Linked DNA regions of Homo sapiens: all the other regions are linked to region 1. A link is a contact called in ENCODE Hi-C or POLR2A ChIA-PET data. All regions are on one chromosome and are shown on one strand. Each heading gives the region's core, a stretch centred on a gene start or an enhancer-like site at or near the end of the contact. The rest is flanking DNA. Distances are from core to core; before and after follow the strand shown. Region 1 overlaps SLC23A2 (solute carrier family 23 member 2). Region 2 has its middle 34 kb from the start of GPCPD1. Region 3 overlaps GPCPD1 (glycerophosphocholine phosphodiesterase 1).

The links. Hi-C counts contacts between places; a loop is a spot of excess contacts on that map. ChIA-PET counts read pairs that join two places held with the same protein, here RNA polymerase II (POLR2A). Pooled maps may share reads with other maps.
Region 2: a pooled map shows a loop between it and region 1 (6-fold over the local background). The contact joins two enhancer-like sites. A Hi-C loop is called at or near these places in 4 of 37 single-sample maps with no recorded cell type and 2 of 50 pooled maps.
Region 3: a loop to region 1 is called in a pooled map, with 5 times the contacts of the local background. The contact joins two enhancer-like sites. A Hi-C loop is called at or near these places in 1 of 168 maps with a recorded cell type or tissue (B cell), 1 of 37 single-sample maps with no recorded cell type and 3 of 50 pooled maps. POLR2A ChIA-PET finds 5 or more read pairs at or near these places in 2 of 52 experiments (Panc1 and activated T-cell).

The regions. Positions count from the first base shown.
Region 1 is chr20:4,970,818-4,975,782 of GRCh38, reverse strand. SLC23A2 (solute carrier family 23 member 2) reads left to right here. Exons shown (of 17, transcript NM_005116.6): 2 at 4,864-4,965. Among named protein-coding and RNA genes, the nearest start is that of SLC23A2, 28 kb to the left of the region's middle. RefSeq lists enhancers at 1,897-2,206, 1,462-2,661 and a silencer at 2,274-2,474. Within about 2 kb of position 2,147, at least 27 of the 41 ENCODE cell types and tissues checked have a DNase peak (open chromatin) inside an H3K27ac peak, as active enhancers do.
Region 2 is chr20:5,642,622-5,647,586 of GRCh38, reverse strand. No RefSeq gene overlaps it. Among named protein-coding and RNA genes, the nearest start is that of GPCPD1, 34 kb to the right of the region's middle. RefSeq lists enhancers at 1-74, 595-644. Within about 2 kb of position 2,011, at least 9 of the 41 ENCODE cell types and tissues checked have a DNase peak (open chromatin) inside an H3K27ac peak, as active enhancers do.
Region 3 is chr20:5,594,818-5,599,782 of GRCh38, reverse strand. GPCPD1 (glycerophosphocholine phosphodiesterase 1) reads left to right here. Exons shown (of 20, transcript NM_019593.5): 3 at 962-1,058. Among named protein-coding and RNA genes, the nearest start is that of GPCPD1, 14 kb to the left of the region's middle. Within about 2 kb of position 2,795, at least 2 of the 41 ENCODE cell types and tissues checked have a DNase peak (open chromatin) inside an H3K27ac peak, as active enhancers do.

The DNA.
Region 1 (4,965 bases), core at 898-3,397:
GTTCATAAAAGAACTGTAGACACATGGATCAAAGAAATCAAGATCAAAACCAGATGTCATTCTTTACATGTCATATTTGCAAAAATTAAAAAAAAAAAAACAGGCGGGGCACGGTGGCTCACGCCCGTAATCCCAGCACTTTGGGAGGCCAAGACAGGTGGATCACTTGAGGTCAGGAGTTTGAGACCAGCCTGGCCAGCATGGTGAAACCCTGTCTTTACTAAAAATACAAACATTAGCCAGGCGTGGTGGTGCGTGCACGTAATCCCAGCTACTTGGGAGGCTGAGGCAGGAGAATGGCTTGAACCCGGGATGTGGAGTTTGCAGTGAGCCAAGATGGCACCACTGCATTCCAGCCTGGGCAACAGAGTGAAACTCTGTCTCAAAAAATAAATAAGTAATAAAAAACAATCTAGGAATGGCAAGTGAGGTTAACGTCATATTCTTTCTTTTTCTTTTTTTCTTACTCACCGCTGCACCAATGAAGAAATACATAGTTTTCTTCCGTTGTGCTTTGTCAGTTTGTCTGCATTCCCAGAAGGAATTGGGAAGCTTTTTCATTTCCCATTTCTTACGAGGAAGGCTGGGAAATAACTAAGAATTTGTCTGGGCCTAGCACCTTTTGGAAAAGAGTAATTTGCTTTTGTAATTTTCTCCATTTATTGTTACTTGTTCAGGTTTTCAAAAAATAGTTTTTGGCCAGGCACGGTGGCTCACACCTGTAATCCAGCATTTTGGGAGACCAAGGCGGGTGGATCACTTGAGGTCAGGAGTTCAAGACCAGCCTGGTCAACATGATGAAACCCCATCTCTACTAAAAATACAAAAATTAGCCAGGTGTGGTGGTGGGCCCTGCAATCCCAGCTACTCGGGAGGCTGAGGCAGGAGAATCGCTTGAGCCCTGGAGGCGGAGGTTGCAGTGAGCTGAGATCACGCTACTGCACTCCAGCCTAGGTGACAGAGCGAGACTCCGTCTCAAAAACAAAAACAAAAACACTGAAAAAATAGCTTTCCCCCCAAAATTGCCCATTTCATCAAGATTTTCAAGTGCATACATGTGCCTCTTTTGTAAGACCTTGAAAAAAATACAAACATTGGGAATGATAGTATAAGGATAAAGGATATAAGGGTAGTATAAGGTTAAAAATAAACTTAAAAAACAAAATGCCAAAGCATGAAGAATATGTAGTGTTTGAGTTTGCCCTTGTTTTCAGAAGATATTTGTCATATTCAGGAAGTATCTTTTAATTTGCATTGAAGATATTTGGTTTTTGCTTTTTATTTATTTTTATTATTATTATTTTTTTTATTTTTTGAGACGGAGTTTCGCTCTTCTTGCCCAGGCTGGAGTGCAATGCGCGATCTCGGCTCACCGCAACCTCCGCCTCCTGGGTTCAAGCGATTCTCCTGCCTCAGCCTTCCCGAGTAGCTGGAATTACAGGCATGCGCCACCATGCCTGGCTAATTTTGTATTTTTAGTAGAGATGGAGTTTCTCCATGTTGGTCAGGCTGACCAACTCCTGACCTCAGGTGATCCACCCACCTCAGCCTCCCAAAGTGCTGGGATTACAGGCATAAACCACCGCGCCTGGCTGGTTTTTGCTTTTTAAATCAGGAGGAAGTGTTTTGTCAGCCTTTTTGGCATCTACTGAATTGATAGAATGATTTGGCTGTTCAAAGGTTCTGGCCTGTTATGATACTGGCCCTGGCATTCTCTCCTTCCTGCTTTTGAAGAGTTAACATCCCTTTTTAAGGAAATGATGTTGAGTCAGTGGTAGATGTTAAATAACATAGTAAGATACACAGATGGCAATTCTGTAGTATTTCTTCCCCAGTTTTTTGTTGAATGTTTTCTGTATGAAGTCAGTGTCTGGAAACCACAGCATGTAGTATGTACTTTTGCACATCCTAATTAAGAAGCAACAGAAGCACTGTGAACAGATTCTTGAGAGTTCAGCGGGCCTTGATGGGGGAAAGTCATGTGGCCATGAGTGTGTCCCAAGTGATGTTTCCTCTGACCTGCCGCAGCGCCCAGGCTTTGATCTCAGCCCCGTAGCCTTGCGTGCAAAGGACAGTTTTCATGTTTCCAGAGTGCGGTGGAACCCACGAATGGGAGGGGCATTCAGCGGAGCGCTCTGCCAGAAGTTCAAGGTTGCTTACTGATAGCTCAGTCTTGTTTTTGTTTGTATCGTGATTCCTTCTTAACTCCTTCCTCAGAGATTCCTTTCTCAAAAATGTATTTGCATGTTCCCAGTATTAAAACCTCTGACCCAGTTCTGTGGTTTGGTCTCAGTACTTGTTCTGTGCAGTAGTTAAGTCCTTCCAGCCATCTTGCCACTCAGCTTAGAAAAATACTCTCCAAAAACATGTCTTTAAGGAGTCATAGTACTTTCGCTTCCCCATTCAGAATTTTCCAATGATTTGTAGCTAAAAATGACATTCTGTTAATTTGCACTTTGCCCTCATGGAGCCGTTTTTAATTAATAGTTTTTTAAAGGATTTGCAAAAGAAGCATACACATGTTGAAAAATAATTCTAGCTTGTCAGACTTGTGTTTAGTAAATTGAGAAGGTCACACGATCTTTTCTTATGTCCCCCCACCACTTCAAAGCAGTTTGATCTGTATCCTTGCCAGCCCTGTTCTGTGTACACAAATGCATACTATGTAATTATCCTTTTAATAAAAGTGAAATCATAACCACACATATTGTACAACCTGTATTTTTCAAGGAACTGTATTTGTTATTATAACTTAACTGAAAGTAAGCCATTCTTTTAAAGTGTCTCTCTTGTTTTCTTTTCTCATGTTCTTTTCATTATTCCTCTTGACTAGACATTGATGGATGTCACCTTTGTGCCTCCCTTCTGACATTGCAAATTTCTGATAAACATAGCTTAAGGCTTGGCATAGTGGCTTGTGCCTGTAATCCCAGCACTTTGGGAGCCGAGGCGGGTGGATCACCTAAGGTCGAGTTCAAGACCAGCCTGGCCAGCATGGTGAAACCGTGTCTCTACTAAAAATACAAAAAATTAGCCAGGCATGGTGGCGGGCACCTGTAATCCCAGCTGCTCGGGAGGCTGAGGCAAGAGAATCGCTTGAACCCGGGAGTGGAGGTTGTAGTGAGCCAAGATTGCGCCACGGCACTCCAGCCTGGCTGATAGAGCGAGACTCTGTCTCATTTAAAACAACAACAACAACAAAAAAACCCCAAAAAACCCCCCAAAAACCCCCACATAGCTTAAGATAGATTTATGTGTAGAGATTTTATTTTGAGAAATAAATTACTACTTTTTTTTTCCTTGCATGCAAAATGTTTTAGAAAGGGAAAGACATCAATTTCTTCATTCACGTTCTAATAATTTAAAGTGAGTATTTTTTCCCAAATAGCACAAGACCAGTGTTTAGTTTCCAAAATTAAAAAAAAAAAAAAGACTCATTAATGGTTCCTTGAAGGCTGGACTGGTACCAGTCTGATGGCATTTGTGTGCTATTTAACTTGGGGCCGTTGGCGATTGTTGATGCTAACTTGCCCAAGAACAAATGGTAAAAGTTGATGTCTCAACATAAGGATTTTCCAGTGAAAATCTGGCTAAACTGTTGGTTGCCTTGCACGTTTTTCTTCACAAGGGAGGGCCAGGCTCATGGCTGGGGCTGGGATGGCTGTTCCCAAGACAGCCACTGAGTCAGGCTCTGGGTTCCCTTTATTGTGGAACATATGCATAGGTACAAGAGTGGATAAAACATAGCCGTTTAATAAATAGTAAAAGAAACATCTGTGTACCTGCTCATATCCCAGTTTGAGAAACAGAATGTGACCGGCTTTTTGAGAAGCACCCTCCCCGTGTGCTAGTACATTTTTAAGAGGCTTTAACAGAAAGTGACTTATTTATTTATTTTTTTTAAATCAAAGACCCTGTGCTAGGGAATATGGAGTTTAAAAGTTATCAATGGAGAAATCCCAACTGAGTGCAAATCACTTTTTTTGCTTTTGTTTTGAGATGGCGTGTTGCTCTGTTGCCCAAGTAGGACTGCAGTGGCACAGTCATGGCTCACTGCAGCCTTGACCTCCTGGGCTCAAGGAATCCTCCTGCCTCAGCCTCCTGAGTAGCTGTGACTACAGGTGTGTGCCACCACGACGAGATAATTTTTTTTTTTTTTTTTTTGTAGAGACAAGGTTTCACTATGTTGCCCAGGCTGGTCTTGAACTCCTGGCCTCAAGTGATCCTCCCATCCCAGCCTCCCTACAGGTGTGAACCACCGTGCCTGGCCCAAAATTGCTTTTTATTTATTTATTTATTTTTGAGACAGAGTCTCACTCTGTCATCCAAGCTGGAGTGCGGTTGCACAGCTCACTGCAACCTCAACCTCCTGGGCTCAGGTGATTCTCCACCTCTCAGTCTCCTGAGTAGCTGGGATCACAGGTGTGCACCACCACACTTGGCTAATTTGTGTGTGTGTGTGTGTGTGTGTGTGTGTGTGTGTTTTGTAGAGACCACCCTATTGCTCAGGCTGGTCTCGAACTCCTGGGCTTAAGTGACCTGCCTGCCTTGACCTACCAAAGTGCTGGGGTTACAGGTGTGAGCCACTGTGCCTGGCTGAAAAGTTTTTTTATAGGTGTTCTAAAATACTATCTTTCAAAATACTTTGTAGAAATGGAGAGTGGATTTTTAAAGAATTGAGGGTGCAGTTTGTGACCCTGCCTAGAGACAGGCTGGGGCCTTGGAGGCAGTCCATAAAAATGAAGTAGTAATAGAGCAAATTCTAGGATTGGGCATGGCTGGGTGAAAAATAGACTCCATTCATGCAGAGTACCTCCTGCTAGGTTTGTTATTACTTTTAATTTACCATTTGCTTTTCTCCAGCTAGGTCTTGACTCCACTAACGGGGACTTCTCATACGGCTTTGAACTTGGACCTTGGTGCATAAGCAAATGTAACTCAGCGAATTGTAATGGAAAGCATATG
Region 2 (4,965 bases), core at 762-3,261, 670 kb before region 1:
AAGAAAATGGCCTTAGCAGCTACAGCATGCTTGGACAGTTTAGGGAAATCTCTTAGCCCAGTCATGATTCTTATGGTTAAAACAACGACAGCAACAAAAATATTTCTCTTGATATTCTTTTAAAAGTTTTCACTGAGTCCTGAATAGAGACTGTATTAAAGTGGCATGAGAAAATGCAAAAGCATTTCAGCTCTACCTCAAGCTTTCTTCCTTATAGAAACAAATATAAACAAACAACTAACCACATTTCCTCCTCAACGTTTCCTCAGGGACAGATGAGCCTGGGAATTTTGCCCTTTATGGTATCTAGTGACTCACTTTTCTTTTTTTTTGAGATGGAGTCTCGCTCTGTCGCCCAGGCTGGAGTGCAGTGGCATGATCTCTGCTCACTACAAGCTCCACCTCCCGGGTTCACGCCATTCTCGTGCCTCAGCCTCCCGAGTGGCTGGGACTACAGGTGCCCACCACCATGCCCAGCTAATTTTTGTATTTTTAGTAGAGATGGGGTTTCACCATCTTGGCCAGGCTGGTCTTGAACTCCTGACCTTGTGATCCACCCACATCAGCCTCTGGACATGCTGGGATTACAGGTGTGTGCCGTCGCACCCAGCTGCACTTAATTTTTAATTTAACTTTATTATTTTTTTGAGACAGGGTCTCAGTCTGTCACCCAGTCTGGAGTGCAGTTGCATAATCACGGTTCGCTCGACTTCCTGGGCTTAGGTGATCCCCCCACCTCTGCGTCTTGAGTAGCTGGGACTACAGGTGCATGCCACCACACCTGGCTAATTTTTCTATTTTTGTAGAGATGGGGTTTCATCATGTTGCCCAGGCTGATCTCAAACTTCTGGGCTCAAGCAATCTGCCCACCTTGCCTTCCCAACTTGCTGGATTACAAGTGTCAGGCACTGTGCCCGGCCTCCAACATTTATAAAAGTCATAAATCACCTTTGTTGAGTTATAGATCTAGAAATTTTAGCTCACAAAGGAGCCTATATTCTTTGTGGTATCAAGTGACTCACTTTCTTTTTCTTTTTCTTTTTTTTTTTTTTTGAGATGGAGTTTCACTCTTGTTGCCCAGGCTGGGGCTGGAGTGCAGTGGCGCCATGTCGGCTCACTGCAACCTCCTCATCCCGGGCTCAAGCGATTCTCCTGCCTCAGCCTCCCAGCTACTCGGGAGGCTAAGCAGGAGAATCGCTTGAACCCAAGAAGTGGAGGTTGCAGTGAGCTGAGATCATGCCATTGCACTCCAGCCTGGGCAACAAGAGCGAAACTCCGTTTCAAAAAAAAAAAAAAAAAAATTAGCTGGGCATAGTGGCACGTGCCTGTAATCCCAGCTACTAGGGAGGCTGAGTCAGGAGACTTGCTTGAACCTGGGAGGCAGAGGTTGCAGTGAGCCGAGATTGTGCCACTGAACTCCAGCCTGCGCGACAGAGCGAGACTTCGTCTCAAAAAATAAAATAAAATAAAATAAAAATGCTGGAAAGCAGGAGCTTCAGTAAGTTTAATTCTCCGAAAACTTGCTGGTGATTTGTATGCCATACTTAGTGATTTATTAACAAAACAGAAGAGAAGCTGTTCAAGTTGTTAGAAGAGAATTCAAATTCCTGAGTAGGTTTTACCCAAATAAGTGACAACTTCAATCACATAATTATTGGGTGATCTGTTGTCAGCTCCGTGCATATGACCTAAGTTTTCACCTTAGAAACAAAAGGGAGAAGTTGTACTTTACAGGGTATGTTTTCTACATGTGGATAGTGTCAATGAAAAAAAATTTGAAAGTGCTGGAGCCCATTCTGGAGTTTCATGCATGCACTCATATAGCATTTGAGTTGAGTTCAAACCCTTTTTCACTCTACCAAGGTCCATCTCATGGGACTTTGGTCTTAGAGGAGGAATAAAAAGAGAACAACAATGAGCTCTAATATAAAACACAGGAAATGAGACTCGTGAGAAAGTTATTCTCGTCTTTACGTGTTCGGTTGAATGCCGCTGTGTCATGTAGGGCCAAGATTGCAGCAAAACAGGATCTGGGTCATTACACACTTTCCACTGAAGGGGGTCTCAAGAGTATCCTCATTTTGGGTTTGAGATGCCGATTCACCTTATCAGTATTTACTTTTTAAAAACTAGTTGGGTTTTTTTGAGACAGAGTCTCACTCTGTCACACAGGCTGGAGTGCAGTGGCACAATCTTGGCTCACTGCAGCCTCAACTTCCCAGGTTCAAGTGATCCTCCCACCTCAGCCTCCCAAGTAGCTGGGACTATAGGTGTGTACCCCCATGCTCAGTTAGCCTTTCAATTTTTAGATATGGGTGGAATTGGGTATGACTGGTCATATCCAGCAGGATGCCCAGTTAGGAGAGAAGCAGTTTGTTGTTTATGTGGTGTTTGATTTGTCTAAAATCTAACAAGTTCCTAAAAAGTCTTTCTGTTTCCTCATTTGTGGAAAAATTGGGTTGGCATTATGACTGTGGGAATAACTGTGAGGACTGAGGGGAAGAAGGAGCTAAAAAGAGAATAAAGGAAACAAAGAAGCTTACTTCAGATAGGATGGTCAGAAAGTCTGCTTTAGTGGACAATAATTAAGCTAAGGCCCAGAGGAAGAGACAAAGCTAGCATGGGAAGAGTAGGGGAAGAGCTTCTAGGATGAAGGAACAGTATAGCAAAGACCTCTAGGCTGGACAGGACTGGCATTGTGTGCCAAAGACAGAGTGGCATGAAATGAGCTTGCACTTGGGAGGATGGGTAGAAGCCAGGTCCTGTAGCAGTTTAGAGGACACTACAAGTTTATTTTTATTTATTTATTTATTTTGAGATGGAGTCTTGCTCTGTCATCCAGGCTGGAGTGCAGTGGCGCGATCTCAACTCACCCCAACCTCTGCCTCCTGGGTTCAAGTGATTCTCCTGCCTCAGCCTCCCAAGTAGCTGGGATTACAGGTGCCTGCCACTATGCCTGGCTAATTTTTGTATTTTTAGTAGAGACAGGTTTCGCCATGTTGGCCAGGCTGGTCTCCAACTCCTGACCTCAGGTGATTGGCCTGCCTTGGCCTCCCAGAGTGCTGGGATTACAGGTGTAAGCCACTGTGCCAGGCCTAAGTTTATATTTAGTTCTAAGTGTAGTGGGAATCCAATGAAGGATGTTGCATAGACTGTGAGTGATCTGATTTTTATTTTTTAAGATAGACCTATTTTCTGGGTAGAGAATGGGTTGGATAGGGCAAGGAGATGGGGTGGTAATGGAGAGGGTAAGGAGGTGGGGTGGTAATGGAGGTGGACAAGTTTGAAATGGCTTTGGATACAGAATGAACAAGACTTGTGATGAATTGGATGTAGAGAGTGGGGAGAAAAAATGAATCCAGATATAATGAAATTTCCTACTAGTGTGGTTAAATAGGAGGTGGTGCTACCTACAAGACAAGTAAGGCCTACTGTGGGAGAACAGGTTTGGGAAGGGAGGAACCAAGGCGATACATTGTGCTGTCTATGAATTTCCTGGTTGGAATATTAAGAAGGCAGGTGAATTATAACAGTCTGAAGTTCCAGGAAGAGATCAGGGCTGGAGATATAAATGTTGATAATGCTGGTATCAAGATGGCATTAAAGCCATGGGATTGGATAAAATCATTCAGAAAGAGAACAGAGGAGCTCCAGTAGTGCAATTGCTTAAAGTGCAGTACTTATATGACAGAAAGCACAGAAAGAGCAGAGATGTGGCTGGGTGTGGCGGCTCACGCCTGTAATCCCAGTATTTTGGGAGACCAAGGCGAGTGGATCACCTGAAGTCAGGATTCCGAGACCAGCCTGGCCAATGTGGTGAAACCCCATCTCTACTAAAAATACCAAAACTAGCGGGGAGTAGTGGCACATGCCTGTAATCCCAGCTACTTGGGAGGCAGGATAGTGCGGAGGTTGCAGTGAGCCGAGACCCTGCCATTGCACTCCAGCCTGACTCCACCTCAAAAAAAAAGAAAAGAAAAAGAGAAGACACGCAATGATTAAGATTCTCAGCTTTATTATTATTATTCTCTTTTTATTAAAAAGTAGAGATGGGAGCCATGCGCGGTGGTTCACACCTGTAATCCCAGCACTTTGGGAGGCTAAGGCAGACAGATCACTTGAGGTCAGGGGTTGGAGACCAGGCTAGTCAACATGGTGAAACTTCGTCTTTATTAAAATGCAAAAATTAGCCAGCCACGGTGGCAGGCACCTGTAATCCCAGCTGCTCAGGAGGCTGAGGCAGGAGAATCTCTTGAAACCGGGAGGCGGAGGTTGCAGTGAGCTGAGATCATGCCACTGCACTCTAGCCTGGGTGACAGAGTGAAACTCCCTCTCAAAAAAATAAATAAATAAATAAAAGTTGAGATGGGGGTCTCACTATACTGGCCAGTCTGGTCTTGAACTCCTGTCTTCAAGTGATTTTCCCACCTCAACCTCCCAAAGTTCTGAGATTACATGCATGAGCCACTGTGCCTGACCAGGATCCTTAACATTTAGAGGTTGGATAATGGAGGAAGACCTTAAATAGATGGCCAGGGAGATGACAAACAAGGAGAAAATGGCATCCCTGAAACTAGAAGGAAAGTATTTTCAGAAACAGTGAGTGGTCAATTGAGTCAATGTTGCTTAGAGATCAGAAAACACAAAACAGAAAAATGTCCAGTGGGTTAGGCAACATGGAGTCCTTGTTGGCCATAATGAAAGCAGGTTCAGTGAAGTGGTGGTTGGGGCAAAAGCCAAGCCAGAGGGAAGTAGATGGCAGGCAGAGGGCATTCTTCCAAGAAATTTGGCCCAGATGAAAGTAGTTTAAAAAACCCTTTGCTTCTTCTCTGTGTGTTGTGAAAGAACAAAGCTCTAAGGTTATTGTCTTATTGCAGTCTGGTTTTCCCTTCCTGTTTTGATTGCAAAGTTCACTTTGCTTCAATTTTCAATTAACAGTAACTGGAAAATCATCTCCTTTCATCA
Region 3 (4,965 bases), core at 1,546-4,045, 620 kb before region 1:
TCAGGAGTTCAAGACCAACCTAGCCAATATGGTTACCCCATCTTTATTAAAAATACAAAAATTAGCCGGTTGTGATGGTGCGCACTTGTAATCCCAGCTACTAGGGAGGCTGAGGCAGGAGAATTGCTTGAACCTGGGAGGTGGAGGTTGCAGTGAGCCCAGATCATGACACTGCACTCCAGCCCAGGCAACAGAGAAAAACTCCATCTCCAAAAACCAAGAAGTACTAGATTTTCCAACTATATAAGTCTTTGTTTTGATGGGTTTTTAATTACATTTCTGCTCTCTCATTGACAGTTTTGTTTCTGTTGTTTTTGAGATGGAGTCTTGCCCTGTTGCCCAGGCTGGAGTATAGTGGTGTGATTTCGGCTCACTGCAACCTCTGCCTCCTGGGTTCAAGTGAATTCTCCTGCCTCAGCCTCCTGAGTAGCTGGGATTACAGGCATCTGCCCCCACACGCCCACCTCAGCTTCCCAGAGTGCTGGGATTACAGGTGTGAGCCACCACGCCTGGCCTTAATAATGTTCTTGATGTGAAACTTATTAGTAGCTACTGTTTGACTTTCTAGAAAATATTGATTAATAACCCTTTAGAGTACTGATAGGCATTTAGTGTTTGTCTGTTAAAATTGGAAGCTGTCTTGAAAGCAGAGACTGTGGTTTTATCCCTTTTGTACTCTTGGGTTCTTGTTACTGGCTCAATGAGTAGTTGAACAGATGAAGAAAACTTCATCCGTATGCCTTCCCCCTTTTCTCTGGCTTTGGTTCTAGAAAGGTGAGTCGAGTTAATTGGCAGGTGTTAGTGAGTGGTAGGTACCTGGGCCCAAACCTATATCTAGTGAGGCTCTTTCATCTCTGCTAAAGGGGGCAGCATATCTGGTTGAACTAATGCAAACTTCCCTGCTTATCCCACTGTGACTGATTGTTCTGTTTCTCTGTGACTGATTGTTCTGTTTCTTTAGGAGAAGTTTTTGCGATATGTGGAAGCTGTGATGCTTTGGGAAACTGGAATCCTCAAAATGCTGTGGCTCTTCTTCCAGAGAATGACACAGGTGAAAGGTGAGTATGGAAATGTGAGGTTACAGAATAACTGTGACATTAACCTTATGATGTTAGGGGCTTTTAAGATATCTTGGTATTTTTTCTTTTAGTTATAATTTTTATCAACATTATCACGTTGCATAGTTTTATGAGTGAAATAATTTTACAAAATTTGTGTGGGAAAAACAGGTTCCTCTCTTACTGTTAATCCCTGCCTCTCAACCACTTTCATTTCTTTTTTTTTTTTTAGATGTATTTTTTATTTTTACAACTCAGGATAATTGAATATACTTTTAATTCTTGACTGGTTCTTTAGGTACTTACCACCATAATTAGTTAGACAGGGTCTCACTCTGTTACCCAGGCTGGAGTACAGTGGTGTGATCCTAGCTCAATGCAGCCTTGAACTCCTGGGCTGAAGCGATCCTTGCGCCTCAGCCTCCTGAGTAGCTGTGACTATAGGCACCCATGACCATGCCTTGTTAATTGTGGTTGTTTTTTTGTTTTTTGTTTTTGGTGTGGAGATGGCATTACTTTTTTGTTTGTTTGTTTTTTGGGGTTTTTTTTGGCACAAAGGTGGTGTCTGGTTATGTTGCCCAGGCTGATCTCAAATTCCTGGACTTGAGATCCTCCCACCTTGCTTTCTTATTTGAAGAAACATTTTAAGGCATTAACATTTGTCTGGTCACTATATATTATTTTCTTCTTTTTAATTTTTTCTGATTTCTTTTTTTAATGGTAAGTACATATTCTTGATAAGAGATCTAATTTTTGTATTTGCCTATAAAAGTATTTCCTTGAAGTATGTGGTGTTAAAAGGAGCAGAGAGTGGAACACATACTTAGATAGCTTAGCTAATATGAAGAAATGTATTCACTAGTGGCATTGAATCCATCAGTAAACTTAGTATGGGCACAGTGGATGGAGAAAGGTAAATCTGGGTGTCAGCCACTCTTCTGCAGTTAAGTGTGAACTTGGGCGGCTGATGTCTGTAGGCCTCAGTTACCTCATCTGCATGATAAAAAGGGGTTAGCATAGATGAGTGGATGTCAGCAGAGGTGGCACTTACCCCACTGTGGATAGTTGGAAGTGTTATAGGTTTTCCTAAATAGCATACAAGTATATCCAGTGCCCGATTAGGTGATTGCTAAGGCTCTATTTTCCTGTAGAGCAGCATGTCTTAAAATGTGGCCTGTGCACCAGTACCAGTCCAAAAGACTTTTAAAAAAATCAATCCATGATGTGAGAAATACAAAAACTGAGAGCAAGCATTTAGAAATGTGTATAGCAGTTTGACTCCATGCATGTCACTGTGGACACATCTCATTGAACTGGGTATGTAGATCAGAATATTGGTCACCAGACAGGTTGAGTAAAGCAAACAAAAAATGCTGGTCATTCACAGCAAATAGTTTGAGGAGCACTGGTGGTAAAGCAACGGAAAATAACAAAGGAAAGTAAAAAAATAACAGTAATGTAAGCTAGGAGAAAGAAAATTAAAAAACACAGAACTCCCTTTTTTCTAGTTTGTCACTAGTATGACATATTTTCTCAGCCAATTCTCAGCTCTCCTTATAAGAGTTCTGTTGGTAAATAGTATTACTTTAATAGTATATATTCTTTACTAGTCTTTCACAGACTAGTATTTCCTTCAAGTGGCTATTTTTTCTTCGATTTTCAGATCAGCCACTCTGGTCTGAAGTGAAACCTCATATCTTTCTGAACTTGTCTCTAAAACACACCCCTGCCTGTCCTAAGTCAGTTTCAGCCAACTTGGTCAAAAAGATGTGAACAGGATAAGACACTTAACAATTTTAAGAGGACCAGTTGTTCATATGTTGTGCATGTACAATGAAATAGAATTGATTCACAGGTAGCAGATAAACAGTGTTTCACAGGGAGAAGGGAGTAGATACACAGGAATCCATGTGCCTTTAGACAATATTCGTGAGTTTTAAAATTGTGTTTCTTTGGAATTTTAATGTGCTCTGCATCTAAGTCTGCTGTGCCCCTGTCTTTCAGGGAGCGTCTTAAGCTTTCTCTTACCAGCTCTCCCTACCCACAGGCTCATGGCAGCTAGAGCTCTCCTGGAATTTTTTTCTGCTTAGAGAAAACTTGAAGGTCATGGTATTGTTTCCTAATACTGCTGAAGATGTGGGTCACTTGTGGTTTCATTTGCCCTCCTTGTAGATTTTATGGTATTTTGGGAAAGGATATAAGGGCAATTCAGAATTAGGCAGCTGCACTAAACCACCATATGACTACCCGTCTTTCCTGGTTTTGATTTAATTTCATCAGATTATTTTGTCTTTAGTTCACCAAATAGTTCTGATTCTTTTTTTAAAATTTTTTAGACAGGGTCTCATTCTGTCACACAGGCTGGAGTGCGATGACACGATTTCGGTTCACTCTAACCTCAAACTCCTGGGCTCCGGTGATCTTCCTGCCTCAGCCTCTCGAGTAGCTAGGTGTACACCATCATGCCCAGCTCATTAAAATTTTTTTATAGAGATGAGGTTTCACTGTGTTGAGACCTAGGCTGTTTGTGAACTCCTGGCTCAAGCTGCCCTCCCGCCTCAGCCTCCCAGCGTGCTGGGTATAAGCCACTATGCCTGGGTTCTGGTTCATTCTTAAATTTGCCACATTTGCTTAGACAAGTGGAGTAAAAAGACTCACTGCTTTGCCTTCTTCATCTCTTGTTTTCATTTAGTGGTTCTTTACCAGGGATCGCATTAGAATCACTTGGGAGGACTTGAAAAAAAATACACATACCTAGATCCTGCTCCTGGAGATTGAGAAATAATGGCTGAGGGAGAGGCGGCAGCACGTTTTTCACAGCTTATTAGTAATTCTACTCTGCACTAGTGGGGCTAGTTTCACATGCTCCAACTGGCTGTTTTGGAGATGAGGTAGTACTGGGAATTTGTCCCCCCCCCTTTTTTTCTTTTTGGGGTAGCAGAAATGGCAACTTTCTATTCTTAATTGGAAGAGTCCACCTGGAAACCTCTGTTGAAAAGGATTCTGAGGCTTATTGGGGAAAAATAGGGAACATGTGTCAAGCATTTGCTATTCTTTTTTTGTTTTTGTTTTTGTTTTTGTTTTGAGATGGAATCTCACTCTGTCACCCAGGCTGGAGTACAGTGGCGCGATCTGGGCTCACTGCAACCTCAGCCTCCCAGGTTCAAGTGATTCGCCTGCCTCAGCCTCCTGAGTAGCTGGGATTACAGGCTTGTGCCATCTCGCCTGGCTAATTTTTATATTTTTTGTAGAAATGTGGTTTCATAATGTTGGTCAGGCTGGTCTTGAACTCCTGACCTCATGATCCGCCCACCTCAGCCTCCCAAAGAGTTGGGATTACAGGCGTGAGCCACCACGCCTGGCAGCATTTGCTATTCTTGCTTTAAAGCAGTGATTTTTACTTATTTATTATTTATTTATTTTTTATTATTATACTTTAAGTTCTAGGGTACATGTGCAGAACGTGCAGGTTTGTTACATATATATACATGTTCCATGTTGGTTTGTTTAAAGCAGTGATTTTTAAAAATGTACATACCTTAATTAAAAAATACTTTATTGCTAAAAAATGATACAATCATTTGAGCCTTTAGTGAATTGCAATCTTTTTGCTGGTGGAGAGTTTTGTCTCAATGTTGATGGCTGCTAACTGATCAGAGTCGTGGTTGCTGAAGGTTGAAGGACAGTGTCAATTTCTTAAAATAAGACAGTGAAGTTTACTACATTGATTAACTGTTCCTTTCATGAAAGATTTTTCTGTAGCATGCAATCACCATAACAGATATAATAATAACAAAAAAGTTTGAAACATTATGAGATTTGCCAAACTGTGACATAGACACGAAGTAAGCACATGTTGTTGGGAAAATGGCACTGATAGACTTGCTCGACTCAAGTTTGCCACAGA